Regions from separate parts of the Homo sapiens genome. Here regions 1, 3 and 4 are each linked to region 2. A link is a loop called in an ENCODE intact Hi-C map of the cell type or tissue named here. Cell type or tissue: OCI-LY7. All regions are shown on one strand.

Evidence for each region. Hi-C counts contacts between places; a loop is a spot of excess contacts. Peaks named below come from ENCODE experiments on the same cell type or tissue, not always from the same donor. Only the 100,000 strongest peaks of a DNase experiment are listed, where the experiment ranks them.
Region 1: it touches region 2 in a loop (5-fold over the local background); 2 of 110 quality-filtered maps call a loop at or near these places.
Region 3: it touches region 2 in a loop (8-fold over the local background); 3 of 110 quality-filtered maps call a loop at or near these places.
Region 4: it touches region 2 in a loop (3.0-fold over the local background); 9 of 110 quality-filtered maps call a loop at or near these places.

Annotation. Positions count from the first base shown.
Region 1 is chr13:66,789,642-66,797,641 of GRCh38, reverse strand. All of the region lies in intron 3 of PCDH9 (protocadherin 9), which reads left to right. Among named protein-coding and RNA genes, the nearest start is that of PCDH9-AS2, 32 kb to the left of the region's middle. In OCI-LY7, no CTCF peak of the experiment used is centred here; a DNase peak (open chromatin) is centred at 3,141; H3K4me3 peaks cover 2,300 bases; H3K27ac peaks cover 3,374 bases.
Region 2 is chr13:67,220,552-67,228,551 of GRCh38, reverse strand. PCDH9 (protocadherin 9) reads left to right here. Exons shown (of 5, transcript NM_203487.3): 2 at 1-3,147. The coding sequence starts at 112. Among named protein-coding and RNA genes, the nearest start is that of PCDH9, 5.8 kb to the left of the region's middle. In OCI-LY7, CTCF peaks have their summits at 3,914 and 4,114 (motif pointing right); DNase peaks (open chromatin) are centred at 4,161 and 6,641; H3K4me3 peaks cover 5,966 bases; H3K27ac peaks cover 4,008 bases.
Region 3 is chr13:66,883,132-66,891,131 of GRCh38, reverse strand. The region is part of intron 3 of PCDH9 (protocadherin 9); the gene reads left to right. It overlaps PCDH9-AS2 (PCDH9 antisense RNA 2), which reads right to left. Exons shown (of 6, transcript NR_046527.1): 4 at 5,056-5,132. Among named protein-coding and RNA genes, the nearest start is that of PCDH9-AS2, 62 kb to the right of the region's middle. In OCI-LY7, no CTCF peak of the experiment used is centred here; DNase peaks (open chromatin) are centred at 3,811 and 4,691; H3K4me3 peaks cover 2,641 bases; H3K27ac peaks cover 4,715 bases.
Region 4 is chr13:66,489,292-66,497,291 of GRCh38, reverse strand. All of the region lies in intron 4 of PCDH9 (protocadherin 9), which reads left to right. Among named protein-coding and RNA genes, the nearest start is that of PCDH9-AS1, 190 kb to the right of the region's middle. In OCI-LY7, a CTCF peak has its summit at 4,595 (motif pointing left); a DNase peak (open chromatin) is centred at 4,611; H3K4me3 peaks cover 803 bases; H3K27ac peaks cover 1,386 bases.

The sequences.
Region 1 (8,000 bases), 430 kb after region 2:
TTGAGTTATTTTAAAGAAAGTATCACATGTGTTTTATTCGCCATAGCATACATAGAGATTGCACTTAGCGATTTATCTACATTTACAATTTATGTGAAATTGTTTTAAAATTTACACTGATGGTTTACTTAGAAAGTTTGTTATTATAGGGTTAGGACTTTATGTTCTATAAGGAATTTATTCTCTAATAACCGTAAAGCAGACAAAGATGAACAACTGAAAGAACTATGTCACTATGGTAAAGTGCTGGAGTCTAATTGGAATCCTACATATATTTAGATTATGGGGTATAAATTACTTTTAAATAACCATAAATCATTATCAACCCCAAGATGATAATGGGGTTTCACGGGGAAACCCCAGTTTCCCCATGAAATTTATATATGGGTAGGTTGAATAAGTCTTTAGAGCAATGCCTAACTAATGGTCTAGAATACTAGAAAAAAAATGTGAGCAACACATATTTTAAAATATAACTCCCAGTCAAAAGAACTCTGTAACCTGAGAGATAGAGTCTTAATTATGGTGTGGAACTATCCCCTTAATTATTTCTTTGTCCACTTCCCTAACTCTTTCTCCTTATCTCAACCTATGAACTAGCTCTACTGAAGTTCTTTAAATTCCTCTAATAAGCTGTATTATTTCACTGCTTTGTTTTCTCACCTCTTATAATCATTGCACAGAATTTTTTTCTCCAGTGCTCACCCATCTTTTAAAGTCTTCATCTGCCACAGAAATCAAAATTTACTTCTTTTTTATAATCTTGCCTAGCATTTCCCTACTTCTCCTAATGTGCTAATTATTTTCTTCTTCAACCGTTAATACACTTTTATCAATTTTATATTAATAACACACATCTAATATAATTATGTATTTATATGTCTATATCTCCTAGGCTTTGTGCTTCTTGAAGGCAAGAACTATTTTATTCACCATTTTCACAGTGTGTGGTAGAAGCTCAACAGATACTTGTTGAAAGGATTAATTCTCTACAGTGAACCTATATTCTGCATATTACTAAAAATCTCTCTTCAGTTTATTACTTATGCACCCATCAAATGAGAAACATTGCTTTATGTTTGCTTTTTCTCAATATCATCTCAAACTAAAACACAGTTACACTTTTATTTAATTTTTCAAACCAGAGAAGCCAACTAATTTGAGGAAGCTGTCACTATCAGCAGAAAACTGGGGTACTGCTTAAATGACTGGTCCTAATTGAACAAAAGAGACTAATTAGGTATAAGTAACACCACTGCATTAATGAGAATATCCCCTTGACATGTTGTTCCATGGTAGGCTTCCATGTTTTACAGACAAGGGTCTGCAACTTTGCTTTTTCCCCAGCCTCTGTACACATGACAAAAATGTCACAATGCTGTATATAAATGGAGCTGGCTGAATAAATAAGCTTTCTTCACACACATTCAAATGGATCAGGAATGGGCATGACATATAAGTGCTAGCCAACTGCAGATGATAGCCACAAGTGCCCCCTAAGCCAAGGGATAGTGAAAACTGGTAGAAAATGCTTCCAAACACCGTGCTAATTTTTACGGAAATATCATCCTTAAGCAAAATCCTAAACTATCTATTTTGTTGAAAAATCATGGGTTAACTTGCTAATATTGCCTATAAAATGGAGGAGGCAGCGTGCAGACAGCCATCCTAGAACATTACTGGGCAGCAGTTACTGCTTCCCAGAGGAGAGAGGAGATGAATCCTTCCAAAAGCCATGAGCGAGTGAGCACACAAACAAATCAGTGGGGAAAGCAAAAGGATTCAGCAGAATTCAGTGTTTGTAGTAACAAAGAGATGCTGTTTTATAGCCACAGTAAAAGTTCAGTTGTAGAACAAAATGAGTGCAAACACTCCATCTGTAATGAGCTGCTTTAAATTGACAGCATTATCATGTTTTACCATCTTTGCAAAACATTTTTATTAGTTTGATTGGCAATGAGTAAACAGAACACCCTCCCTTTTCTCTTTCATTTGAATGTGGCAGAATATCTTATATAGAAAGAAGAAAAGCCACCAAAATAAAAACAGGCATAAAAATACTACTCCTAATCAGGAAGCATCATATCAACAATAAAGAGAGAAAGTAAATTAATAAAAGAATGGGAATATGGTGCACTGTGATATTTTCCCCCAGTCATATATCGGCTGGAATTAATTAATTAAAGCTATTTATAAATTATTTGTTAGGCAGTACCTTTCATAAAGGTGTTAGCAACAAGTATTTGTTAATCAATTTATCTTATATTTATATGTAGTATGATAGATTGAGCATTCCAAATCCCAAAACTGGAAATCTGAAATGCTCCAAAATTGGAAACTTTCTTGAGCATTGACATGATTCTCAAAGAATGTTCAAAGCATTTTGGATTTTGAATTTTTGGATTAGGGATGCTGATCCAGTCAGTATATAATGCAAATATTTCAAAAACTAAACAAATTCCAAATACACAACTCTTCTGGTCCCAAGCATGTTAGAGAAGAGATAATCAAACTGTATTCATTTTATACTAAAAAGAAAAATAAGTGAAATTATGTTAAATAAATTCTTAAGATACTTTATTACCCTGTATTTGCTGGCATTTAACACAATCTCCTCCTTTTCATTCTTATTTCAATTTGTGTGTGTGTGTGTGTGTGTGTGTGCCTGTGTGTGTCCGTTTGGGTTAGTTCCATTTGCGAAACTGTCTGATTAGTGACACCAGAACTGAAATCTAATTAGGATTCATTCACTTTAACTTTATTTATTAAAGATACTATAGATGTAGTCATGAGTGTTTCAGTGAACTGAAAGTGAAAAGGGAACCAAAAATGGTAATAACAGAGCAAAAGATCTTATATTGTTTCACTGCTACATCAAGAACTTTATAGTGAAATATACACATAGGATGAAAAAGAGAGTTAACAGGCTGCAATACAGTATTGACAGCAGGAGAGTTAAGGTCAAGCAAAGTTGAACAGCAGCATTACTGCCAGCCATTCTTCCTTGTAGATCTGAACTTTAATCCACAGAGATTGTTAAAGCCTTAGGTGGAGGTTGGGTGATAATGGTGGCTGTTATCCTAAGGAACAGATGGTAGAGTGAGTGACACCTATAAATGTGCAGGCTGCGTCTCTTCAGTGACAAGATGCTAAACGCTTCTGGCACTGAAGTAAAAAGACAGGTGTCTTGACACAAAAAGAAGTATTGAAACTTTGCCTCTAACCATGTATGACGGTGGAGCTAATTCTTCAAACCTAAGTAACTGAAAATCTAAATTGGTGTGTATTAATTGGAAAGATTACTCTAGGATCTTTCCCATCCATGTTTCTTCCCTTGCTCTATCCCTCCCTCTCTTTCCTTCTTTCCTTCCTTTTCTCTTTCTTGCCTTTCTTCCTTCCTTCCTTCTTCCTAATTAGACCCAGATGCCTGTCATCTCATAGTAAATTAACATTACAGTCTACGTTTTTTATTTTAATGGGTTCATAAATTTATGTGAAAAAAACTATCTTTCTTGTTTCTAAGACAAATAAAATAACAAAGAGAATTATTCCTTCATAGAATTATACATGACAGTGGAGTTCTTCAGTTACCTTTATGTCTGCCTTAAGTGTAGTGTGAAGTTAATCACATATACATATACTGTATATGATAATTGTAATTAGCAATGTCGGGTTTAGAGATTCATGTGGCCAACAGGGAAAACACAATAGTGTAAAAACAAATTTAACAAATGTACTTACTTTAAATTCCATTATCGTTTCAACAGATTACTTGTTTTAAAAGGTATTAAAGCTAATAACATTTAATCTACTTGCTTGAATGTAACAGCATTATTTTAGAAGCCAATGAAAATAAAGCTCCAATAATCAAGCACAACAGATGTTAAAGTTTTCAGCACAATTCTTTCAAAAAGAAAATAGGTTCTACTAGTCAATGCCTTATACTCTTTTTTCCTCCCCTTTGATTTTAAACATATAGTCATATTTGTTTTTTTCTAGAAAGAGAGAAAAAGGTGATGGACCAATAAACCATATTATAATACTTCAATGAAATGTTCTGACACTAGTTATAAATAAATACGTCATAAATGTTGAAAGACAACATGAAAGTTGTTTAGATACATTTCATTGAAGTGGTAATGTAAGTGAGTGGTACCACTAAAGCCAATATAATGGTATTAAGGATTAATTTATACCTTGGGCTTTGCTTCACTTTACCTATAAAATCACTGACTCATCCTAAAGTAATACTAAGTTATTTTCTATCTGTTTTATTCTAGACTGTATGTTCTTACCAGAAAATGTCTTTCTATCTATGCATAGCAAAAGGTATTCGTTGAATAAAGACACTAGCCTTGGGCATGCAAACAATCAAAGTTAATTAACATGAATAGTCCATGTTCTCTCCAGAGGAGTGCTTAGTGAGTTGTAGACATTTGAAGACTAACTGTAGGCCCAGGTTTTACATCTAATGACCATCATATGAGAATGCATTATATATTTATATACATATCTTTATATATATATATAAGCATATATTACATGTGCAGTATTATGAAATTTTAAAATTGGCAGCAAAAGTCAATTTTAATTTCTGTTTGTTCTGGTTCACAAAGAATCTTACCATGATGTAATCCAATCAACTAAGGTGAAAATATTCTTCACTCCTTGATTCATTGTTGAAAATAAGCTATTTCTAAATTATTTTTGTGATTATATTTAACATTTTCACTATCAATACACTATAGTAACTACTCAGGTTGCTTGAATTTAGTATCGAATCTGTTTTGGCACACTATCCTTAAGTGCAACACCTACATATATATGTATGAGTGTGTACATATATTTATTAGGCATTCACATGTATAGCCAATTTAATGATCAGATTTTTTCAAAGGTAATCTGTAGTAATATAACAAATTACCACAGATTTGGTGGGTTTTCTTGGCTTGGTTTTTGTTGTTGTTGTTTTGAGATGGAGTTTAACTCTTGTCACTCATGCTGGAGTGCAATGGCACCATCTTGACTCACTGAAACCTCTGCCATCTGGGTCCGGGTGATTCTCCTGCGTCAGCTTCCGGAGTAGTTGGGATTACAGGCATGCGCCACCAAGCCCAGCTAATTTTGTATTTTTAGTAGGGACAGGGTTTCACCATGTTGGTCGGGGTGGTCTCAAACTCCTGACCTCAGGTGATCTGCCCACCTCAGCCTCCCAAAGGGCTGGGATTACAGGCATGAGCCACCGTGCCTGGCCCAGGTTTGGGTTTTATAACAAGCTGCACATATATGGTCTGTGTTTTCCTAACTCTATAGGAGTACAATGTATACATATGTTCTATGTTTAATAAAATCTATGTTCACAACATTTTTAATGGCATGTCCTTGGAATAATTTATCCAGTTGTATATGTTAATACAGACAGTTTTCTACTATTGTGGAATTCTTCAGGTGATCCTGGAATAAATCTCGAAGGTAATAGATTGACCAACAAGAAAAATGTTTTCATTTACTGACTTACATATAATTACTGACTTATATAAAACCACACTAATATGCCTTAATATACCCTTGGAATTTCGTGAATTGAAATTTGCAGAGCACTTTGATGGAGCAAAGTAAGCATTCTAAATAGGATATTATTGATTTTTATTATAAAATTCATAACCCAGGTGTGTAAGAGTCTTGGAATAACTATGTATTGACTTCAGCTCAGTAAAACAAAGATTTTTTGTGTGCATAATGCAATGTATTTATGAGTGGTATACAGAGTGTATATCTGTCACACTATATTATTTATATTGTAGAAAAGTCCACATGATAGAAAAAAGAGTTACAGAGTGTGGTTTATATATGTTTAGAAAACAATCACAACAAATGTTATTAGATTAATCCAAAAGTAATTGCGATTTTTTCCATTGAAAGTAATGGCAAATGATAGCATTTACAAATTATACAATTTACATAATACATACATAAGCATGTACAAATTATAGCATTACTACATTATTTACATGTATGTAATACATTATTATACATTATTTACATGTATGTAAAAACATAATTATTTACAAATTATACCATTACTTTCATTGGCAAAAACCACAATTACTTTTTGTATTTGAAAGTAATGGCAAAAACTGCAATTACTTTTGCACCAACTTAATATATGTGTGTATATAAATCACAAAATCTTTATAGTCCTGCAGTTTGTCATTCAAACATTGTCAATGGACTAAAATTATTTTACTGAAATGTTTACCAGCATAGCATAATAATGAATTCCCTTTTTTAACATGTACTCAATTTAGAGGAAAAAAACACTGCTCAAGTTATAATATATTGAAAATTTCATCATAAGTTCAAATATCTAATAATTGTCAAACATTAAATCCTGTGTTTTATGACTCACCTACATTGATTTTGCTGTACTTATTTATAATGTATTAATTTCTCCATGTGTTTATGTGCAAAGGATCACTCTTGCATTATTACAGATGAACAGAGCTACAATAGAAAATGAAGTTACTTCACTTACTCTTGCAATAAATTCAGTGCGTGGTGTAGGATGATAGCTAACCTCACACAATAGCTTCTGCTTCACTAAAGGCTTAGAGCTAGAGAATTTGCATAGTAATGGTAAATCGCCTGTTTAGAAATTGTCTTGCCTTTGAGTATTAACTTTTCTGTGTTATGCTTGATTGATTATTTATAGAAATGTAACTCCTACAGAGAGCCAACATTAGCTGGCTAAGATAAAATACAATTTTAAAAACAGTATAGGTGATTAGTCTTCTACATGACATGAGATTTCTTTTTTAATCCTGTATAAAGTTTCATAGATTAATAATATGGCTAAGGATTTCCAACCATAGGTAGGAACATTATTTGGAATTATATATGAGATTGGGCACTTGAAAAATAAATAAGGATACTTGATATATGACAGGTGGCAATTTATGTCATGGGAAAAAGGATAGGATTTACTCTATTGATGAAAGAGTTGGTTATTCATTTTACTAAAAACATTAAACAGGCCCCTGCCTCACACCATACACAAAATCAATTATAGATGAATTAAAAAACCAAATATATAATGCAAAACAAATAGACTTTAAGAAGACAATATAGAAATATATCTTCATAGACAGGAAATTTTATAAAGCAGGCACAATTATAAATTATGCAGAAAAGGTTAATACATTCAACTACAAAAAATTAGAACCTCTCTTTGTGAGAGGTGATTGAAAAATGAGTAAAAAGTCAAGCTAGAAGATATTTGCAACTTATTTAACTCATGAATGATTACTATCCAAAGCATATTATGAACTGCTAGGAATCAATAAGAAAACAACCAAATCTTTTGGGGAAAAAATTGCCAAAAAATGTTTACAGAGGAGAAAGCATAAAGGTTTACAACTATATAAAATAATGTCCCACCTTATTATTTATTACAGAAATGTCAAGTAATAAACAATGAAATACCGTTTTACATTTACTTAATTAACCAAAAAAAATTTGTCTTACATTGTTAAGTGGTCTGCATGTGGCTTCAGTAAAATTCTTATTAATCATGGAAACAAAAATTGGTAGAGCCACCTTAAAAACGTTTAGCATTACCTGGTAACTACCCTGCAACCCAGATATTGCATTAGAAGATAGATGCCCTAGAAATAATCTTGGTTGACAACAATATTGGTAACTAGACTCCAGCCTTACTCAAATAGACAGAATTTTTTGCTGAAGAATAGAACAGTTTGTACACTGCTCACTTATTTGTTAGACACCAAGTAAATGACAGACAAAGTTCTAGATGCAAGAATATAGCAGCAAACAACACTGACAAAAATTCTATTCTTATGGAGCTTGCCTTTCACAATGCCAGATATTGTACAAAAGAAACAAGTGAATTATATGGTCTATAGAAATTGATAAATGTTAGTAAGACCAACAGAGCATAAAACGGGGATACACAGTGCTGAGAGGAAGTTGCAATCTTAAAT
Region 2 (8,000 bases):
GATATAATGCATCCTCCAGTCCATGCACGCTTCCTCTTGCAATTTGTGCATCATTCCTCAGTGGAAACCTTTAAACCCTAAAATCCAGGAAAAGAAAATAAATACATTATCATGGACCTGAGGGATTTTTACCTGTTGGCTGCTCTGATTGCCTGTTTAAGGCTGGATTCCGCAATAGCTCAAGAACTTATTTACACTATTAGAGAGGAATTGCCTGAAAATGTGCCCATAGGAAACATACCAAAGGATCTGAACATTTCTCACATCAATGCTGCCACAGGGACCAGCGCCAGCCTTGTCTACAGACTGGTTTCTAAAGCTGGGGATGCCCCTTTGGTGAAAGTTTCCAGCAGCACTGGGGAAATTTTCACAACCTCCAACAGAATAGACAGAGAAAAACTCTGTGCTGGCGCCTCATATGCTGAGGAGAATGAGTGTTTCTTTGAACTTGAGGTGGTGATCCTCCCCAATGATTTCTTCAGGCTGATCAAAATAAAAATAATTGTCAAGGATACCAATGATAATGCCCCCATGTTTCCATCTCCTGTCATCAATATTTCCATTCCAGAAAACACTTTGATCAACAGCCGCTTTCCAATTCCATCAGCAACAGATCCTGACACAGGCTTCAATGGTGTACAGCATTATGAATTGTTAAATGGGCAGAGTGTTTTTGGACTGGATATCGTGGAAACTCCAGAGGGAGAGAAGTGGCCACAACTGATTGTTCAGCAAAACTTGGATAGAGAACAGAAAGATACCTATGTGATGAAAATCAAAGTAGAGGATGGAGGCACTCCACAGAAATCCAGTACGGCCATACTGCAGGTCACAGTAAGTGATGTAAATGACAACAGGCCAGTGTTTAAAGAGGGTCAAGTGGAGGTGCATATTCCAGAGAATGCTCCCGTAGGTACCTCTGTAATTCAGCTCCATGCCACTGATGCAGATATAGGCAGTAATGCTGAAATCCGGTACATTTTTGGTGCCCAGGTCGCCCCTGCAACCAAAAGACTCTTTGCTTTAAATAATACTACTGGGCTGATTACAGTTCAGAGGTCCTTAGATAGAGAGGAGACAGCCATTCACAAAGTGACAGTGCTGGCTAGTGACGGCAGCTCCACTCCTGCTCGAGCAACGGTTACCATCAATGTCACCGATGTAAATGATAACCCTCCTAATATAGACCTCAGGTACATTATAAGTCCCATCAATGGCACCGTGTATTTATCTGAGAAAGATCCTGTCAATACAAAGATTGCCCTAATTACAGTTTCAGATAAGGACACAGATGTGAATGGCAAAGTGATCTGTTTTATTGAAAGAGAGGTCCCATTTCATTTGAAGGCGGTATATGACAACCAATATTTGTTAGAGACCTCTTCTTTGTTGGACTATGAGGGCACCAAAGAATTCAGCTTTAAAATTGTTGCCTCTGATTCTGGGAAGCCCAGTTTAAATCAGACTGCCCTGGTAAGGGTTAAGCTTGAGGATGAAAATGACAACCCACCAATTTTCAACCAGCCTGTAATTGAGCTGTCAGTTTCTGAAAACAACCGACGTGGGTTATACTTAACAACTATTAGTGCCACAGATGAAGACAGTGGGAAAAATGCAGACATTGTTTATCAGCTTGGACCGAATGCCTCCTTCTTTGATCTGGACCGAAAAACAGGAGTTTTGACAGCCTCCAGAGTATTTGACAGAGAAGAACAAGAACGATTCATTTTTACAGTAACTGCCAGGGACAATGGGACCCCTCCCCTCCAAAGCCAAGCGGCTGTGATTGTTACTGTTCTGGATGAGAATGACAATAGCCCCAAGTTTACTCATAATCATTTTCAATTTTTTGTGTCTGAGAATCTGCCAAAGTATAGTACTGTGGGGGTAATCACAGTGACAGATGCAGATGCTGGAGAGAATAAAGCTGTGACTCTTTCCATTCTAAATGACAATGATAATTTTGTGTTGGATCCCTATTCTGGAGTCATAAAGTCAAATGTCTCATTTGATAGAGAGCAGCAGAGTTCCTACACTTTTGATGTCAAAGCCACTGATGGAGGACAACCACCTCGTTCCTCTACTGCAAAAGTAACTATCAACGTCATGGATGTCAATGACAACAGCCCAGTTGTCATTTCTCCACCGTCTAATACTTCCTTTAAGTTGGTGCCCCTCTCAGCCATTCCTGGCTCCGTGGTAGCAGAAGTTTTTGCAGTGGATGTTGACACTGGAATGAACGCTGAACTAAAGTATACTATAGTGAGTGGAAACAATAAAGGCTTATTCCGGATTGATCCAGTAACAGGTAACATTACTCTGGAAGAAAAACCAGCACCTACTGATGTGGGATTGCATCGTTTGGTGGTCAACATAAGTGACCTGGGGTACCCTAAGTCTTTGCACACGCTTGTGCTTGTATTCCTTTATGTTAACGACACTGCTGGAAATGCCTCCTATATCTATGACTTGATCCGCAGGACTATGGAGACCCCGTTGGACAGGAACATAGGGGATAGTAGCCAACCCTATCAAAATGAGGACTATCTAACCATCATGATTGCCATCATCGCCGGTGCCATGGTGGTCATTGTTGTGATCTTCGTCACCGTTCTGGTGCGCTGTCGCCATGCATCAAGGTTCAAAGCAGCTCAGAGGAGCAAGCAAGGTGCCGAATGGATGTCCCCAAACCAGGAGAACAAGCAAAACAAGAAAAAGAAAAGAAAGAAAAGGAAGTCTCCCAAAAGCTCTCTTTTGAACTTTGTTACTATCGAAGAGTCCAAACCCGATGATGCAGTTCATGAACCTATCAATGGGACAATAAGCCTGCCGGCTGAACTGGAGGAGCAAAGTATAGGAAGATTTGACTGGGGCCCGGCACCTCCAACAACATTCAAGCCTAACAGTCCTGACCTGGCCAAGCACTACAAATCTGCTTCTCCACAGCCTGCTTTTCATCTCAAACCAGACACTCCAGTTTCCGTGAAAAAGCACCACGTGATTCAGGAACTCCCTTTGGACAACACCTTTGTTGGGGGTTGTGACACCCTTTCTAAACGCTCTTCCACTAGTTCAGATCACTTCAGTGCCTCAGAGTGCAGTTCCCAAGGAGGCTTCAAGACAAAGGGCCCCTTACACACCAGACAGGTAAACGAGCACTTTTACTGGTCTATAAGTACTGCATACAAGTGCCCAGTCAACCAGTATTAACGTGCCAGTATGTCTATTGTTTTGGTCTAACTTTAGCTTAGTTAGAAAGAGGTAAAAAAAAACTTGACCCCTTTTCTATTCCTCTGGGGCTCAGTCAAGAATTTTTAGAACAGCTTTGAAATTTCTGAGTTCTGAGAATATTTTCTCCTTTCAGTTTCCTTCAAATGGCAAAAGATGAAAAGAGAAAATTATTCCAAAATGTCCCAAGATAATGTTTGCTGAAGAAGAAAAAACCTGTCCTGATATGCCAAATTCTGCTCCTGGGGGTTTCCAAATTGACTGCTTCAAGACTTTCACCTTACCTTTTGATCTAAAAAGTCACCTTCAAATCTCAAGTTTTCAATGACTTTTGAAGGTGTGACTGCAATTATGTTGCAGCTATGGTTGCTAAAGGGGTTAATTTTTTTTTTAGTCTCTAAACAGGATAGTAGAATATTAAATGTACATCAGCTGTGAAGCACATGATCGTTGATAGATTGCAACTAAGCCATATAGGAAGTCTTCTCTTTGATTTCAAATTATTTTATTGTAATATATTAAATTCGGTACTTAATAGAAAGATTTTTAGTGTCCGCAGTGGCCAAATACTCTTTCAAAAAAAAAAAAAAAAAGAATGCTTGCTGCCTAATATAACTGATTTAAAAAGAAAAGAATGAATCCATTGTAAATATTCTCTCATCTTAGTAATGCATAAGTGATCTGTCATAACTCATTTTAAACTGTGAAATATGCCATATGAAGAGGGATTAAGAGGCTGAGAAACTCATATTTCAACCAAATCCAGAATTAGTTTTTCTTAGGTCTAATAATTCCTTGTTAATAAAGATTTAAATGCAGCGCTGTCTAATTTATTTCACTGGTGCTTGTCTGTTGCCACAAAATTTGAATATCGATAATAGCCTGTAGATGGCACTAGGGTATCATGTCGCTTGTGCTGGCCAGGTGCCAATCCCGCAGTAGCAAGGAGAAGGGGGAGGGAAGGATCAAGCTGGTAGTACAGCCAAAGATACCTTTTATTTAATGATAGTTGCTCTGGAGCAACTAGCATTTAAGTTCATTCGCTTGCTCTTTTGTGATTAGCTCTCAGCACACCAACTTTCTAGGATTTCGTAATGCTAGTTCTGTCTTTGTCGATATGGAGTTCACCTATGGTGATGGCCCATCTGTACTTGTTTATAAATAAGGAACACATAGATTTTAGAAAATCAAGTAAAGCAAAATTAGTTTGCAGAACAGTATCAACAGTTATCATTGATTAGTCTTTGGAGAATCAAGAGTTTTTATTTTCTGAGGGTGGGGTGAAGTAGGATGTTTTATTGAAACAGTTTCCCCCTTACCAACTATCATTTATTGCTCTGGAAGGACTTAAGGCTTCATGGTAATAAAATATTTATAAGAGTAATTTTGACAATGAGTCATACAGATACTCCCAGAACATCAAGTATAATACATATTACCATACAACTAAAATCTCCATTCTTAAAGTAAAATATTAAACAGTAGAGCGTTTTAAAAGTACAAATATTTACAGCTTAAATACACAGGAAGAAAGGACTTTAATCAGTATAGAATTTTAAAGGAGACTATGAGATTATTACATATAAGTCAAAGTTAGAACGACTTAATTTTTGTGTTAACTTTGTTAGTATTTGAAAAGAGGTTGATGTTTTAAAATTTAAAAAATGTTCAGTCTTAGTAAAGGTTTTTAAAAGTTAAATAGTTAACTATGATAAGAAAAGTAATTTATGAAACTAAATGAGTTTGATTAAAAAGTTGCTCTTAATGAACAGAAAGAAAATTTTTTAAATTATTTACTTCTGTTATGGTTACTCACAATACACATGGTATTTTATGATATGCATAATTATGTTGAGAAACTAATATGACTTAAACTTTTTCATGTAAAATCTGACATTTTCTTTCCAAAGAAATGTACTGATATACTTCCAGCATCATCTTTTTTTCTGTCTATACGTGGTGATATTAGCATTGATGTATAGATCCACTTTTTCTGACCTCCCCAAAAGTTGAACCTATATATAGTGTAGTGACATAAATGTTAAGTGCATTTCAGCAAAGTATGCAAGAGATCTTTTCTTGAGGCTTAGTCAGTCATAAAAGTCTTTGTATGATGTAATCTTTCAAATAGGATACTGAGTAATTCTCTAACTGGAACTAAAGTGCGTTTTAGAAATTTCTTGTGACCATGTGTCACTTTGCAGTTCTCCTATGGGTATTCCAATGTTCATATGGAACTAGGTAATTCACTCTTATGATAAAGAGCTATTAAAATGGCTTTGCTTACACCTTTTAAAAGTTTTCATGCTGAAAAAGAAATAGTGTGATGTTGGAGAAAAGAGATAGAAGTCGGTGGAGAAGTGGTAGTGATATACAAAGTAATATGTACATTTTTTTGGATAAAAGAAGCATATTTCCTATGAATGAACGACATCAAATATATACTACTCTTTAAAAATTTGTTTTCACTGAACTGTATGATTGCTATCTGCAGATGTTCTAGTTAAGCTAAAAAGTAAAAACTTTTTTAACTAGTGGCTTTTATATAAAATGTGCTCCTGAAGCTACACAATTTTGAAAGAGTAACATTTCTTGCTACAAAAACTTTCAAAGGAATTTATTTAAAAAAATACAATCTGTGAAGATTTTAGTTGTGTGACGACTATTGCTCACACCATCTTTTCATTTTATGCTATTAATTGATATGTGGGTAAAATGCAAGATTCTTGGTTAAAAGCTTACCAAACTTAAATTTCACTCATTTATACTGTATGTATAACGAAAACATAACGTCTGATGTTTTCATCATGAATTTGTTTGTGGTACATCAATTCCTATATTGTCTGATATTTTTCCCCTTGCTGTTTTCCCTTGTGTTAACCTGCAAAGAACATAGGAAACACTGTAAATCATATTCCTCATTCACTCTATTTTATAAAGCTTTCATGTGTCACTAAATTTTTCACAGATTATTTCTTACAAATTTTTGGAAGTGCGATTAGCCTTTATAGGTTAAGAATTTACTTTTTTTTTTTTGGCAAAAGGTCATGTCTCGGTAATTATTTGTAAAAAAAAAAAAAACAACAAAGTTTACAGCCAAAAGGTGAAGAGGATGAAAACGACAACATTATCCATTCCAACAAGGCTTTAAATGATAAAATTCATTGGTATATTTGCCTAAAAGAAAAATGGTCTTGTTGACAGATATTGTTTTAAAATATGATACTGATTCTCCCTGTGGAATGTCTGGGAATCATTTGGAGCACTACTTAAAACATGGATTGTTGGGTTCTACCCCAGAGGCTCTGATTTCGTACCACTGAGGTCAGGACTGAAAATATACATTGCTAACAAGTTCCTAGGTGGTACTGATGCTGCTAGTCCAGGGCCCACACTTTGAGAACCACTACCTTAGCATATTGAAACAGGAAGTGTCAGCCTCTTTCCCTCTCGTATTATCATATCCAGAGAACCTGTTTTTGCACAGCCCAACTCTCAGCCCACTTATTGACAGCTGTTTTATTGTAGCTGGAGGCTTTACAGTAAGCTGTTTATTGCTGTTTCCCAACCCAGTTGACAGCATTTAGGGAATTAATTTCTTGGCCCCTGTGTGGTTTTTTGGGGGTGGGAAGAGGGAAGATAAATGAAAATGTTAAAGTAAAAGAAATAGTCACCCATTTACATTTGACAACTTCTTCAAGTAGTAAAACAGTCTGTAAGAGTTGCACTAGACATTGGTTCTGGGTAAACTGTCATTTAATTTTCTAAAGGAAATACTCATTTTAGAGCTTTAAACATCCTGACTTTTCACAATCTAGAGTATTTACTCACATATATTTTTCTATATATTGAGGAATGTATACACTGAAAATGTGTATGCGTGCTGTACTTAAGTGTATACATGTATTTTTACAGTGTAAAGGGAATTTCTTCTATTCCAAACCATTTAGAGATACTATATTACATTTATGATTACTTTTCATTTTTGAATAATCTACTACAACCACTACTGAAATGTTATTATGTTATGTAAAATGCGGAAGGCAGTCACAGAATTGATATTTAGAACAGCTAGGGAAAAAATGCAATTGAAAGTGAAGGGGGCAAATGTTAACTAATGTGAGGCTAACCAAAATCTTTAAGATATTTTCAATTATTAAATTCTGGAATAGATATATATAGTGACAGTTGAACACAGGTGACAACTGATCCCCCAAATGCAAATTGTTTTTAAAATGTTATCGGTTGTGATTTTTATTTCTATGGCTCTTTGGCTAAGTGCCCTATGGTCATGAAGTCAGTTTTCATACTTATGAGGTAGAAGATACCCAGAGCCCTTGGATATTAACACAGATTTTTGAAATGAGGATAGGCCACCCATTCAAACTGGCTATCTTTCCATTTGGGTTTGTAAGATAAATATTTGACTATTTTTCTTTCCATCTTGATATTCCTAAGCTATAAAATTCAAGACGCATTTTGGCCTTCCATTGCTAATAACATTAAGCAGAATAAAAATGAAAAGTTACTATTGTATTAAACATAGACATGTCTGTTGATTCTTGAATATTTGTTAACGTAGAGAAAATAGTATATGTGGTGACAATATTCTATTCTCTTATTATTTGTTTTTGTTGCCATTAATTCAAGATATAGAAACAAGGAACATTAATGTTCTCCTTAGTTTCAGACCAGTCATCCTATGGTGAGACAGGGCAGGCTTTGGTGTCATTGAAATTACTTTGAAAATATTGTACTTGTAATAACATGTT
Region 3 (8,000 bases), 340 kb after region 2:
CAGGCAATACCATGGATGAACCTCAACACTATCGTGCTAAGTGGAAGAGAAAAAAACAAGCAGACACAGAAGGCTATATGCTGCATGATTTTATTTCTGCGACATTCTGGAAAAGGCAAAGTGATAGGGACAGAAATCAGATAGGTGGTTGCCAGGAACTGGGGATTGAAGGAAGACATTAAGTACAAAGGGGCACAGAGGAAGTTTTTGAGGCAATATAAATGTTCTATAACTTGATTGTAGTGGTGGTCTATCAAAGAAAAATTACACTGACAGAGTTAAACAGACAAGGAAGATTTTATTCAAGGCTACTGCAATAGATGAGAGAGGTGGAACTGAGCTCAATCGAAACAAAAGGCAGGAGAGTTTTTAAGCTCTTAAACTAGTGGAAAAATATTGGAGGCTATTAGGTGATAGATTGGTCGATGTGATTAGGCCATTTGAGTTTGCTAATTGCCTTTTTATCAAAGTTCGGCTCTTGCCTTCCCACTAAGACTAGGAGATAGGGGTGCTATCTTTCTTGATGAATTCATTTCAAAGGGATGACTTCCAGGTACTTGAGAAAGACCATCCTCATTTGTAAAAGTGGCAATCAGCAACCTCCCAAAAGAGCAGAGAAAGAATTTACAATTGCAAGTTTTCTAGAGTAAATGCCTTAACCAAAAAAAAAAAAAAAAAAAAAAGTTCAGAAGTCTACAGTTAGGAAGAAGTTTGTCTAAAGTTTAGTCAAGCTAAGCAGAAGGTTAAGAGTGTCTTAGTCAGGTTCCATGACTACATGTGTTTTTCAGAACTCATAGAATTACTCCTAAAAGGTTGAATTTTACTATATGCAAATGATAACCCAATAAACCTGACATTTTAAAAAGTGTAGCTAGGAAAGATGTCATTATTGTCAGAGAACAAGAGCAGTAGAATAATGATGCTATGCAGGAAGAGAAAAGTAAGATTATCACCCTAGAGAATGAATTTTTTCTTTTCCATGTAGAGAACATCTAATATCTTTCATTAGTGACATGATAATTTACAAACCTAATATATTGCCAGATACCCGGGCTCTGCTAAGAAATACAAAACAGAGACCATCGTTGCTATAGATAATAAAATGGGTTTGCTTGCATATCTTTTTGTTTACTGAATTGTTAAGAAGAGCAAGAAGCTGTTACCCAGAGTAATGTATTTGATTAAAATCAATACACCAATATATCCAAATGCTATCCCCAAACTCATCATCCCCATGGCTTCACAGAATTGAAGGAATTGTCCTATTTTTTCGCCAAAAAGCGATGTACATAGTCAGGTAAAAAACATCTCAGCAGGAGTGAATTTTGCTTTATTGAATTGTGCCTCTTTCTCAAAATGCAATAGTACAGTGGCAGAAAGAGAAAAGAGAGGTTCTGTATTTTGGCTCTATACTGCTGAATGCTTCATTTTAATTCTAGAACCAGAGAGTGTTTACTCTCCTGGTAGTAGCAATCGGAGGGCAAAGTTCTCATTTTCACCATGGAGTAAGTGACAAGGAGTTGGGAGCAGGGAACCAAGATCTCCAGGGGACAGTATGCTTTATGTATCTTATTAACAGGAATCATAAGTGTTTCTCCTCCACTTGAGTCACTTCATTGAAAATACAAAAAGCTCATTTACCAGCACCCATAGGCATAAGAATCATGGAAGCAATCAATTAACACAAATACTTTCCCTCTGAAGCTTGCTCGTGACCTTGAGATATGTGACGAATGACTTAAAGAATGAAACAGATAGAAGTTTCGTGCTAAACCAAAAAAATTATGTTCTTCCACATGTTGAAGAGAAATAAAATGGAGAAAGCCAGATATATGTTTAGTTTAAATAAGACCCAATAAATTCTATAACTGCTTCGTGTGGCTTTGGCCTCGGATCAGAGGTACCCAGTCTACACAGTAATCAGGACTTTCTCAATAAACCTCAGCCTGTTACAGTTCTTACCACATTTACTTTCTCAATACGATAGTACTTTACAGCTATCTACTCGCTTATGGCCAAAGTTCCTAGCAGTTATTGATAACCAGACCATAGACTTTACATCTCAACCGCACAGGCAGGAGGAAGGCAATCAGCACAGTGAATTTCCTAACCTGGATCTATCTTCCTGAAAGTTGAATATGATGACTAAGTTCTACAATTGAGCTTGTGAATCTCACTATGGCAAAACTTCTTATGTCATTTTTATTTTTAGCTCTTTGGCACAATTATAGAAAATTATTGTAGGAAAATCACAGCTTCTGTAAAGAGGAGCCCTGACTGCTTTTAAGAGCTTCTGAATGTTGGGAAAGCTCACAAGCTCTGTGCAGTGCATTTCTTTGTAGAGAAAGGCAGATAAAAATTTGTTTACTAAAAGAATGAAGTAAAATTGCATGATACTTTCAGATTGTCTTTCCTGTTCTCTGCCTCCTTTTTCTGAACCCTGCCTTTTCTGCCCTTTGCCTCAGCTGATATTAAAAATGTCTACTCTTCTAAGGCCCATCTTTCTCTTCAAAAATCACTTTTCTGTGATTTACCTGCCCATTTTCTTTCCTCTTTTTAAAATTTTCTTTTTTTTATTTATTTTTTTTGGGGACAGGCTGATATTTATTTTTTATTTTTTTATTTATATTTTATTTTTTTCTGTCACCCAGGCTGGAGTGCAGTGACGTGATCATGGCTCACTGCAGCCTCTACTTCCTTGGTGCAGGCTCAAGCAATCCTCCCACCTCAGCCTCCCGAGTAGCTGGGACTGCAAGTTTGTTCCACCACACCCAGCTAATTTTTATTTTTTAAATTTTTTGCAGAGATGAAGCCTCACTATGTTTCCCAGGCTGGTCTTGAATTCCTGGGCTCAAGTGATCCTCCCAGCTCGGCCTCTCAAAGAGCTGCTATCATAGGCACGAGCCACTGGACCTGGCTGGTGGTCCATTTTTTTGAGTGTGCAGCAGAGCTAATCTTGGGGAACATATAGTTGATGAGAATGGCAATTTTGATTAGCCAATTTCCCATTTCACTCTCACTGAGATGCAAGTGAGTAAAATTAATTAGCATAATAGCCAGAGGTGTTTGCAAGCTGAGTTCAGTAAAACCATGTCACAGTAATTTGATATATCATAGAGTGACTTTTCAAAAACTAGAAAATATGTGGATAGAATTTCAGAAAACTACCTATATAACAATGTACCTTTATCATCCACATTATACATATGATCATCCCTTGATTTAAAAGCAATATTATGACTTTTAGGTTTGTAACAATAGACTTTTTTAGATATCCTTGTTATGTGGAAAAATGACATTAACATTTTGCAATCAGGTTTTTTTAAGTAGCTTTATCAATATGAGTATGCTTTAACTTCTAAATTAGTGCCTAGTTTATTTACAATACCAGAGATGGTGTGAAATAAAGATATGAATGGAAGATCTCAGCAATATTCTATAACATATTTCTTACATAATATTCACTTCTGAATGTATATTAGTAATTAGCGCATTAATACTAACATAGCTAGTGCTTACGTATAGCAGCAGCTAGTAGTGATAGTACTTTCCGTGATTTCATATTGTTACAAGTGCATGCTGTTTATGAGGGCACTCTATAGTTGCAAATTAGTTCATTCTTTGTTTGAAAATTTCAAAATGCCTTTACTAACATCTCCACATTATACAAATATACTTGTGTTTCCTTTCCTACTTTGTTTGTTAAAAAAAATCTCTGCTGTAGAAAATAGAACGTAGCATTTTTTTTTTCTAGGGCAGAATGCACGTCTCCGTTTTTAATGCATGAGCAGGCGTTTTGGTTCATTAAGCTCAGTGGCACTGATAGTAAACTAAAGAGGAATGAAAGGAAGAGGAACTGAAATACCATCATCCCACTAATGATACTGAAGCTGCTCAGCTTTATTGGGAGACTGCCCAGACATTCACTAATAGAAGGCATGGTCCAGGATGTGAACTTGGTGATGCGGTGCCAAAATTGCAAATCCAGAAAAAAAAAAAGGCATTGCTAGAAGATTTTCTGGAATAATTTAATGAATTGTCTAGAAATACAGGGTGTGTGTGTGTGTGTGTGTGTGTGTGTGTGTGTGTGTGTGTGTTATTATATTTGTTGGTGGGTGAATTAGAGAGAGAGAGAACACAATAGAATAGAGAAAGGTTAAAAGAAATAATGAGATCGGGGAGTATTCAGTTACCTCAAGGCTGTGTTAAAAAAACACAGCAATTCTATCACAAAAGTATATGTATCTCAGAGTGCATGAATTGTAGAATATTCAGATAGTTTGTTGTCACTTTATAATTTGGAGAATTTAGCTCCTGAATGTTAAATAATTTTGAAAAACATCTTTCTTTTAAAGAAGGGGCTAGAATGCCTGCTTCTTCAGATACCCACACACATCCATATCACACTGCTACTTAGCTGTTTACTGATACCTAGTTATAATAATTAACATTATGATTTCTTTCATAGATGAATATTATTGTTCCAAGTTCACCCCTGCAAATGAGGGAGTATACAGAAATGTACCCTTTCGAGCTGGAAGGAAGAAAACAGATTCTCTGTTCAAATTGGGCTTATGCCCAGTTTGAACAGAGAATCACTCAGCTGTGGATGGCAGCTTTCGTGGCCTCTGGCTAACACAAACTCCTCAGTGGCTTTTCAAAGCCACTTAGAATCAAGTTCCAGCAAGCTCAAAGTAGAAGCTGCAGCTGCAGACACTGAGGAACACCTATGTAGCCTAGACTCATGCTCACAGCCCCCTTTCTGATTTTAACTCTGCTTGTTTTGCGCGGGAGGTTGGAAGGTAAATAGAGAAGGGGTGTTTCTTTCACCCAATGTTCTCTTCCTTTTCTGCAACCCCTCAGGGTGAGCTAAACCTTTTGGAAATTGGCCAGTTATACTCTGAAAAACACAGATCAGAGATTGAGCTTAGTGACCTCTTTGCCCTTTAAAAAAGAGCCAAACAGAGAATTCCCTTTTATAAGTTTAATGGCCCAACAAAGGCAAATGAATTAACAGAACAAAAACAGTAAGAAGGTCAGTTGTGATCACTGTACCTGAGTTCATGTTCTCCATTGAAACGTGGTGTGAAAATCGATCCATGGTTAAAGCTTTTCCTGCTGAGGACACTTCACTAATGAGAAAAAAAATGGCATTTTATTAAAATACCAGAGGATCCTATGGGGTAGAGCATGAAACATATGGAAAACACGGAGGAAAAATCTAGCAGAGATATCCTTAAATACAAATTAGTTTTTAGATAAAGAAAACAGTTTCGTGAGAAGAAGTATAAGCTATTTCTGGGTCTAAGGTATTTGGAGCCCAGCAGAGATCTCCATTTACTATCAGTGGTATTACAATTCTTCCATTCTACTTCAAGTTTTATTCTTATAAGTTTCAAAATAAATATAGAGGAGAAATTAAGTTTTACCAAGTAGGAGACTAAAAGGCCTTTATTAAACTAAAAGCATCTTAGAATTCAGTAACATCAGCTAGTGAATTGGAACATTAGCTAGTTTGGCAATATAAATGCATAATCCCAATTGTTACTTGAACTCTTTCTCTCTTTCTCATAAAGAATTCAAAATCTTAAAAATATTCTATAATATAAATTATTGTTTTATATCATCATGGCTCAAAACTAAGTACATTTAATACAGAATAACCCAGCTAATTAAGTATATTGTTTTAATCTTCAATTTAACATACATGTACTAGCATATTGCTTATCTACTGCTACACATATATATTTTCCTAGGCATTTTAGAGATACATATTTATTGAATTCCTAACTCCTACACTCATGTTTTCTAGAGCTTGAGACAGATCCTACACATACATCTTCATTGCCACCCATTTTGAACTGTATGCTCTAACAGGGCAAAAAGTTGGAAGAAGAGTAGAAGTTGAGATAGATTCAGGCTGATATATCAAGGAGTGTCTCAAGGAAATTGTGTAATTTGAGCAGAACATCAGAGAGTACTAGGAGAGCATCAGAAGATTAGAGCTTAATCAGGAAAAAAAATATCATGGGAGTAGTACCGTCTAGGCAAATGAGATAGCAAAAGTGAGGGGCAGAGGATGGAAAAATTCAGGGTATATTGTGGTACAGGGAGTACACTATCAGGAGAGAGAAATTTTAATCAATTTTATTGCTGATATGAATTTGTAAACCAGAAATAATATTCAGGCAGTAAAGACTTACTGAGATAGGCAGTAATAGAATATAAGAATATAAATGCTTTAAAATATTTTTGAGAGACATAGAATGTAACTTGTCATTTTTTTGTAGTTCCCTAAATTTATCGTAAAGAAAATTTCTCTTTCATGCAGTAATGTTTTGGGAGATGAAAAAGAAGATAAAACTTAAATCAATTAGATTCATTTGGCATATCTTCTTTCTTTCCTTTTCTTCTTCCTCAAAGGTATCTCTTCTATTTGAATACCTTAAAATGCTGCAAACTTGGTCAGTCCACAGAATCATTTATGGTCTGACCAACTGTCAGTATGTTAGCTAATAAAAATATTATAATGTAGGAAAGCCAGTCTTGCTTTGGAATCCTTTTCTTATGCTATTTTTCCTTTTACCTTCTGCTCCTTCAAAATGAACATCACCACCACCAACTCAGTCTCTCAACATACGTCTACAGAAAATCAGCCTAACTCACAAGATTCTTTCAATACTGCAAAGACTTTGGATGGCTTGGTGAGTGCAGGACATTACACTCACACAAATTAAGAATCAGAGACAAAGTTAAAATTCCTAACAGCGATGTGCTAATTACTATATTGCAGATGCTATGGGAATACACAGAAACAATTGGATTCTGATAGAGGCCAAGTTGAAGAACCAGTAGTGGATGAATTTTAAGAACTATCTTAAATAATGACCAGAAATTCAGTAGGTGGGAAATTAAAAGCAAGAACGCTTAAAGTGGCCAGGCACGGTGGCTCATGCCTGTAATCCCAGCACTTTGGGAGACAGAGGCAGGCGGATCACTTGAGGTCATGAGTTCAAGACCAGCCTGGCCAACACAGTGAAACCATCTCTACTAAAAATACAAAAATTAACTGGGCAGGGTGTGTGCCTGTAGTGCCAGCTACTCAGGAGGCTGAGGCAGGAGAATCGCTTGAACCTGGGAGGCAGAGGTTTCAGTGAGCCAAGATCGTGCCACTGCACTCCAGCCTGGGCAACAGAGTGAGACTTGGACTCAAAAAAAAAAAAAAAAAAAAAATGAACGCTCAAGATGAAGGGAACAACAGACAACAGGTTAGAAATGAAGGAGCTAAGGTGTAAGCATGCAGTTGTGTACAGGAGAAGAGTGAGCACTTCTCAAACAATGTCCAATGAGAAGGTGTTCTGTGGAAAAGCAGCAGCGACAAACAAGCAAACACAAACACAAAATCCTAACACAGCCACTATATCATAGTGTAACAAAGGCAAATATTAAAAACCCCAGGTTTCTTTCTTGAAGGCCTTTTTTTAACTCCTTTAATAAACTAATGCATTTTATTACTCTCTCATAAAAGGAACATTCCCTCATTAAAGAAATGGTTGTGCTTAGAACCATTATTTCAAGGGGTGTTTAATGGGACTGGTAGTCCATGGAACACAATGTGAGAAAGGCTGAGTTAGAATATCTTCAGTCAGCAAATGAAATATGGCTGTTTTTGTTAGAGAAAGGGAGACAGAGGTATTCTACATTCATTGGATACCTGAAAATGGGACACATTCTTTCAAACAAACAAATGCACACACACACACACATTAGTGCTGATTATATATCTGGCAACACACCTGTGACACTGTAAGCATAATGAAAAATGAGTTAAAACCCAGCCTTAGTCTCTATGTAACTCACAGCTGTGTTCAAGGTTTAAAAAGGAGTTAAATTATTATTTTCACCTCTAGAAATAATTGAACATTCGTAGGTAGCATTTGATCAGAGCCTTAGAGGTGATGTAGATATATATAAAGGGATTTCTAGGCAGAGGGAAAAAC
Region 4 (8,000 bases), 730 kb after region 2:
AACTAGACTGGGCAATATGGCAAAACCCCATTTCTACCAAAAATACAAAAAAAAAAATAGCCAGGTGTGGTGACACATGCTTGTGGTCACAGCTATTTGGGAAGTTGAGGCAAAGAGGATCACCTGAGCAGGGGGAGAGGAGGTTGCAGTGAGCCAAGATCCCGCCATTACACTTCAGCCTGGGCAACAGAGCAAGGACCCGTCTAAAAAAAAAACTGAAAAAGTAAGCAGAAACTTTAAAAAATCCATTGCAAAAATAAAATTGTTGAAACAAAAGGCCAATATGGGGATTTTAGGGGTCGGGAGGAAAATAAAAGATAATACATAAATCATGTGGCCTTGTGAAAGAGATAACCAATCGTAGCCAGTTATGCATTGGATATAAGAGCCTTCAAACTTCAAAGAATATCATGGATACACAATCCCACATTGCCTTGGAATTTTAGTTTTAAAAAACCCTTTTCTTTTTTGCCTTGCATTTGTTCTTGCCACTAATTGCACTATTGAGAACTTAATTGTTTGTGATATAAGGCCATGTTCACTATTAAATAAGGGACAAGTACCTAATTGTTGGTACAAGTATGTGATTGTAACTGACTGAGGAATTATTGACATTATGTTCCATATTGTTTCCATAATAACTGACTTGTATAAAGGCCATTTTTAAAGGCCATTACAGGACAGATGTTTACAGGACAGATGTTTATAACAGGTAACTGTCACATAAAATATTTATTTATTCAACCAGTATTATTATTTTTAAGTTCATAGCACTGAGAGGGCTATAAATACATGTCATGTTTGAAGTAATAACTTGTACTAGGGGCATAGTGTCAACCTTGAGAGGAGGAAATGAATGTGGTAGTGCAAGAAACATTTAAGGAATGGAAGGATGGAACTTTAGGACAATCAGTAGCTACATGAAAATGTGCTTGGAGATTTGGGGGGATCAAAAATGAAAACAGACCTGGAGGTATGTGATGTCTGAGATATGAGGATAGTTTCGATATAGTGGACAAAGATTGAAATGGATTTAAATGACCTAAGTTTTTAGTTGGTTTACTGGACAAATGTTAATTTTTCAAAAACATGATGTTTGAGTAGGAGAAGAAGAGTTATATTTTGAACATGTTCAGCACGGGTCAACCAAGTTAATAATTTCCCTAATCGGGGGAAATGAATAAAGATAATGTGAGAGATAGATAGTTGAGTGTTAACAGCATGAGAGAAGCACAACAATAATAAATGTCAAAATTTTATAAGTATTGCTATGGGCTTTGTACAATCTTAAACAGTTTAAACAAGTAAAGCACATCACATCAGCAAATCAACATAGGTAGGTACCATTATTACTCCTGTTTCACAGAAGAGGAAACTCAGTCACAAAGATGAGTAGAGTCATTTGCTCAGGAACACTCAATATGTGGCAGAGTCACGATTTGGGCACAAACAATGGGATTGTAGTGTCTGTGGCCATGATTACTAGCAAGAATTAGTGTGCAGTGGCTCCTAAAGAGATCAAGGGCTTAGCCTGAAGTGGAATGCACAGTTTGGGGATGACAGGCAGAAATGCAGCCAATAGAGGTCAAAGAGTCACCAGTGTGTTCTCTACCCAGAACCAAATTAAACAATTCTGACTTTTTAGAATGCTCTAGTTGAAGAAGTAAGGTTTTAGACTGATCATCCAGAGGTATGTATGTATGTATGTATGTATTTATTTTGCAAGTAAACATTGAATGGATGTCCTCTGTTTCCAAAGCACTATGTTGAATCAGAAACATCATCTCAGTGTCCACCTTGACCAAGGCTAACTTATTCCTAGTCCCCATCTCGCCTTGAAGGAGATACCGTTGAATAAAATAACAGCTGAATGTACTTAGCTGGTTTCAATGTGTTATTTCAGATTATTTATTCCAGAGTCAGAAAATGTAATTCTCTTTAGTGTTTTTCAATGTGTCATTGCTTAAAGCCTGCCTGTAATGTACCTGAAGTGTTTTTTAAATGCAGGTTCCTAGGCTTAAACTAGAATTAGAAATCAGAATGCTAACAAAGAAGATATTGAAACATGCTAACAAAAATCTCTAATTGTTTGCCAGAATTTTTAATTTTCTTTTTGTACTTACTTTTAATTATGAAAATTTTTAGTCATAACCATAGAGAGAGTTGTTTAATAAACCTTCATATACCCATCTGCTAAATTCAATAATTATTTTAAAAATCTATTTTTTTCATGTTTTTAACTCCTTGTTCTTCCTTTCTTCCCTTCTTCCTTTATTCCTTCCTTCCTTCCATCCTCTCCTCTGTCTTATATAACCCACTGACATAATCACACTTAATAAAATTAGTAATTATTTACTGTCATTTATATTCAAATTGTGACAAATTTCTCAAGAACAATATTTGTACATTTGGCTTTTGTTTCAATTCAGAGACCAAAAAGAATTAAGACATTGCCTTTGGTTGAAACATTTAATAAATCTCTTTAAAGCAATCTCCCCTGCCCAACTCATTAAAAACAATTTTTAATGTAATGGATATTTTGATGAAACCAGGTCAGTTATCTTGTGAAATATCCCACAAACTGGATATGCTTTAAATTTATCTATATTATAAAGATTTTTAAAATGTACATACCTTAAAGGGTGTGTACCCCAGAGTTTCTGGTTTCTGGTCTAATTGTTGGCAGTAGAATGGTGGGGGTATGGAGAGAGTGAGAGACAGAGAGAGAGAGTCACAAGCACACATTTAAATTAACTTAGGTAAGTCTGATGTGCAGTCAGGATATATTTATCTCCTCAAACTCATGGCAAATTTCAGACAGCTATTTCAATCATTTAATGATTTATTTACAAAATCAAAAGCTACCTCCATTAGATTTGCATTTCATTGTTTGTCAGGCTTGGTGATTTGTTGTCCGTGTAAACCTTGTCTATTCCTACTATTTCATGCTGTGGTAGAATGTTTCAGTATCTTGTCAATGATTAGCAGTTAATAAAATATCATGTCCTGAAATCTGAGAGCTTACTGTTTTCTGAAGTTTTGCCATCTTAAAAGCATAGAAAATCCTTTTGATAGAAATTCTTTACATCGAAAATTCTTTTGATAAGTAACTTTGTTGACCTTATTCTTTAGCCAACCAGATTCCTTTTCTACTCAGGTTCTACATCTCTGCATTCTCATAGAGTGAAAATTTACATTTTGTTTTCTTTCAACTATTACAATTTATTTCCCCATTGATAAATTAACATAAAGTTATTTTTAATTCATAAGTCTTAAAAATGTAACTGAACCAGTTATTCAACATAATCATGGTTTAATATTGCTATTGTTATCATTAGTGAAACATCATATTGTCATAATTATTTTATTATTATATTGAAAATGTTATTAAACCTTTTTAGTATTGCAGTCATTATTAAATATATATGTGGCATCATAGGCCTTGAGCATTGATTAAATGGTTTATTCACCCATAGTGTGACTCTATGAAAAACAAAAGTATTGACAAAGTGAGCTGTTTCTATAAATCAGTTAATCCTTCAAACTTTGATTATATCAGTGCCTAACACAGTGTAAGAAATTAATTAATAATTGTTGAATGAATGAGTACATAGTTTCCATGATAACACAATGTTTTAAATGTATGCTGTAGTAACTTCCTTGGTTATGGCAGCTCCTTGGTAACTACTTATGATGTTCAGTTATTTGCATTTATTCTGCTTTTTGTTGACCAATCACATTTCATGGTTTAAAATAATTTTTATGGTAGCCAATTAAATTACCGTGGTTGCATGAGATATAAGTGAATAATTTCAAAAATATGAAACCATTTGGATTATTATTAACTCAAGTATGTCAAATAACATATAGATATGTGCTAAGTTTACTAATACAACTGTTATTGTAATAAAAGAATTTATTAAGAATAGAACCTTGCGAACAATCTGCAGTTGCTTTGAAAGTTTAAGTTAGGAACATAATTTGTTCCTTTGTCTCATAAAAGAAGAGACTTGCTGGCTAGTATTCAAATGCCACAAAAACACATTTGCCACACTGACATAAAATATAGATGAACTTTTCCTCCAAATAACAAATGTGAGATTTACTTCAAGTCTGCAAAAAGATGTAAATGTAAGAATTCCTATTATCTGATTTTCTTCTGAATATTTTGCATTCCTTTGAAATATGCTCTAATAAGCTTATAGTCACATAGGAAACATGTTTATTATTATTTTATTTCTTTATTCTGTAGTATTCTAGTCTAGATCGCAGTTTAGGGTCTTCCCACAGGTGGTGAGAACTCACTCAGGATATTTTTAATGAGACAGGATAGTCACCTCATTAATAAAATATTCAGAAGGACAAAGTCCCAGGATCGCACTTAGCTCCAGCTTGCTCACCTTTTCTTTGTAACAATGTATCTAATTTGTTGTATTAATTTGTGTATATTTCATGTATTCGCCAGAGAAATTCATTTAATTTGATCCTGACCTTATTATTCAAAGCTTAAATGTGAAACATAACCTTTTCTCCTCAAGTGGTGTCACAAAAGGTTGCATCTTAGTCATGCAGCTGATCAATGGCTGTCATGCAAAATGAGGCTTCCACCATCTCTGAGTGGCACCTGGTGGTTATTTATAGCATGACCAGCAAAGCCATCTATCTTTTCTGACAGCTCACACTGTTACTAACCCAGCATCATGTTTTTCTCTAATGCCACTTGCAAAACATCCACCCATGTATTCATCATTCCTTTATTGAACCCATTTTAAAACATATATATATCATTATATATAAATATAAAAATCATTATATATATTTGTTTATATTTATATATATTTATTATATATAAATATAAACATTAACTAGGTTACATATATGTGTGTGTGTGTACCTATTTAATGCTAAGGATAGAATGACCAACATTCAGAAAGCTTTAATATATATTGATTGGAGAAAAAGTTGAATGATACTGAGATTTCTGTCTATGTAAGACAAGGCTGGTAGACTCAGGAACCTTATTATCTCATGTTATATAACCATGAAAGTAAATAGCAACAGCTAATCTTTTAAACTTTGATTGTGTCAATCACAACAAATCACAACAACTATAAATATAAATCATGAAAAAGTAGTATCACAACAGAAGACAAACAGCAAGTATCTTTTCTGTGACATTTCTCTTTAAGATCTCTTTTAAGGGAGTTTATTCCTCAGAAACCCGAGCACAAATCTTCTCCCTCATTTCATTGATCCAAATTGAGTCATACATACCCATTTGAGAACCAAACTTTGTGGCCAGGGGAATGCCATGCACATATGGCTTAGGTCTAGGTGACCTGAATCAATTTCATTGATGCAAAGTTTAGAGAATAGGAGATGGGGCCTACCAGTATCACAGTCCCGCGATGTGGAATCAGCTTAACCCAAAGTACCTGCACTAGGTGTGACTAATAGAACATATGTCTAAAGGAAAGAGGAAGAGAGAAATGGACCATGACAAGTAATCAATGATTGTTTAATAAAAACCTGCATTAAAAACTTACCTTTCTATGAGAAAAACACATATGCTATGTTAAGCTTAACTGAGAAAGTGATAATATAACAAAAGGAATAAAGGAATTGCATTTACATGATACAGTGTACAAGTTCAACTCTCAAAATAGTTAAGTATTACCCAAACAATTCAAATCAATGCCAGCTACTTTGTGGAAAGTATACGAACTAAAGAGAAGATAATCAGCTTTTCAAGTGTTGTACTTGGAAACCAACAAGTCACTTAACGCTCTAATATGGGATATTTACATTCCTCGCTGATCACAGTACTGTAGTTCCTCACTACATATTCACTGAGCACAGTCTCTCTCTCTCATACACACACACACACACACACACACACACACACAATATCTCCTGCCCTCACCCAACACACACACCATTTCCTTGGCCAAAATCTGTTCCGTTCTAGGTGGCAAAATTTACGAGAGAATTTCAGCGAAAACCAGGCTCTTATTAAATTTTCCTATTGTGCTTTAAGCCAAGTGATCCTTAACCACTGTTTAAAAAAGAACAACTATGGACTTATCAAACACAATCCATATATCTGAATCCTATCCAAGTGTGCTTTCATTTAAAGAGGGGAGGCAAAAGAAGTGCCTATTTTGTAAGAGGCAGTGAAAGAGTTTACTGAAGTTTAGCATTAGTTTAAAACAGATGTTCAGGAGAAACTAAGAAGCTAAGAAGCCAGTAAATAATGTATATATCAATCAAAGTGAGAGTATATCTCATTTCTATAAACTGAGGATTTAATTAGCTAAAAGAATTGGTAGACTAACTTAAGACAAGCTGTCATTCTCAACAGCATAGCCTGAAGCAGGGACAGATATGCTGGGCAAAGAAATGTCACAAAAAGTTCTAACTAAGGAAATACATTTATCCAGATTTAACTTTTACCTATGAGAAAAAAGGCTTACTTAGAACACGTTCTGAGATTTTAATTGTTTAGCTTTGCTCATAGTTTTTTGCATCAGGAATTTTTTTTTCTGAATTTTATGTGCTTTGATTAGTCTATTAAAAAAAATAGTTCAGCAAGCTATAGATTTACACAACTGATAACTCTCTTCCTTAAAACACTCTCTTAGACCACCACCTCACCTATTAAAAACAGTTAAACATTACGAATTGATCTGAAAAAGACAAAAATTAAAAACAAAACCAGTAAAATAAAAGCCACAGAAATCGAGGTAATAGATGTAAAAAATAAATAAACCTTGTGCTGAATCTCATGAACTACACCCTTAAAAAATCCTCTCCTATTCTTTCCACTTTAGTTATCTGTTTTTAAGGTCCACAGATTTAAAAAGCAAATTAGAAGAGATGGACAGCAACAAGTTTTCCCTTGAGAGCAGCACCACATGAAGCCGACCGGTATAACAGTGTTCAGGTCTTAGGAAATCTACAGAGAAAGCATTAATGGAAAAATCACCCTCTCAGAACTTTTGGTAAAAGTCAAAAACTCTGAAGAACTCAGGAGGCCTTAATGGCACTGGTGGCCTTAAGCAAAGGACAGATATTTCTATCTCTAATTATGACCCTAGATCATCCCTTTTATACAGCATATTCTCCTCGAGAAGTCAGAAAAGAGAATACAAGATTTAGAAATATTTCTACGACAGCATTAGGAGAAATACCTAATGTAAGTGATGAGTTAATGGGTGCACCAAACCCATGTGGCACAAGTATACATATGTAACAAATCTGCACGTTGTGCACATGTACCCTAGAACTTAAAGTACAATAGAAAAAGAAGTATTTCTACCTACTGCTTGTGTTTCTGTGTTTATGAAAATCAGGAGGAATCAGAAAATCACTCAGTTTCTAAGAGTTCTGCAATAGAAGTGGTTTATTCTGTTTGAGGACAATGAAGTCTGAACATTTTAAGACTGTTACTAGCTCTCCGTGTTCTTATCATAACAGAAACTGATTATATTTTAAGCTGCTAAGAATGTATGTGTGTCATCGATGAGGCTTCTTCACTCATTTTGTGTTTTGTGGGAACAAGAAAATCATGCTACAAACTAGGCATATACAGATGGAAATTTCTTCATGGGATTTGCAGTGGAGAAGGTAGATTTATAAGGAGGCAGTGAACATGTAGTTGTATACTAATAATCAAATGTTGGCTGGGTAAGGTGGCTCATGCCTGTAATCTCAGCATTTTAAGAAGCTGAAGCAGGAGAATCCCTTGAGCCTAGGAGTTTGAGACAAGGTTGGGCAACATAGTGAGACCCTGTTAGTACAAAAAATAGAAAAAATTTGCTGGGTGTGGTGGTGCATGCCTGTAGTCCCAGCTACTCAGGAAGCTGAGGTGGGAGGCTTGCTTGAGTCCAGGAGGTCAAGGCTGCAGTGAGCTGTAATCTACTGCACTCCAGCCTGGGTGATGGAGCCTGTCTCAAACAAAAATTTGCCAGAGGACTTCTGGAGTAAGAACAAAGGGCAAA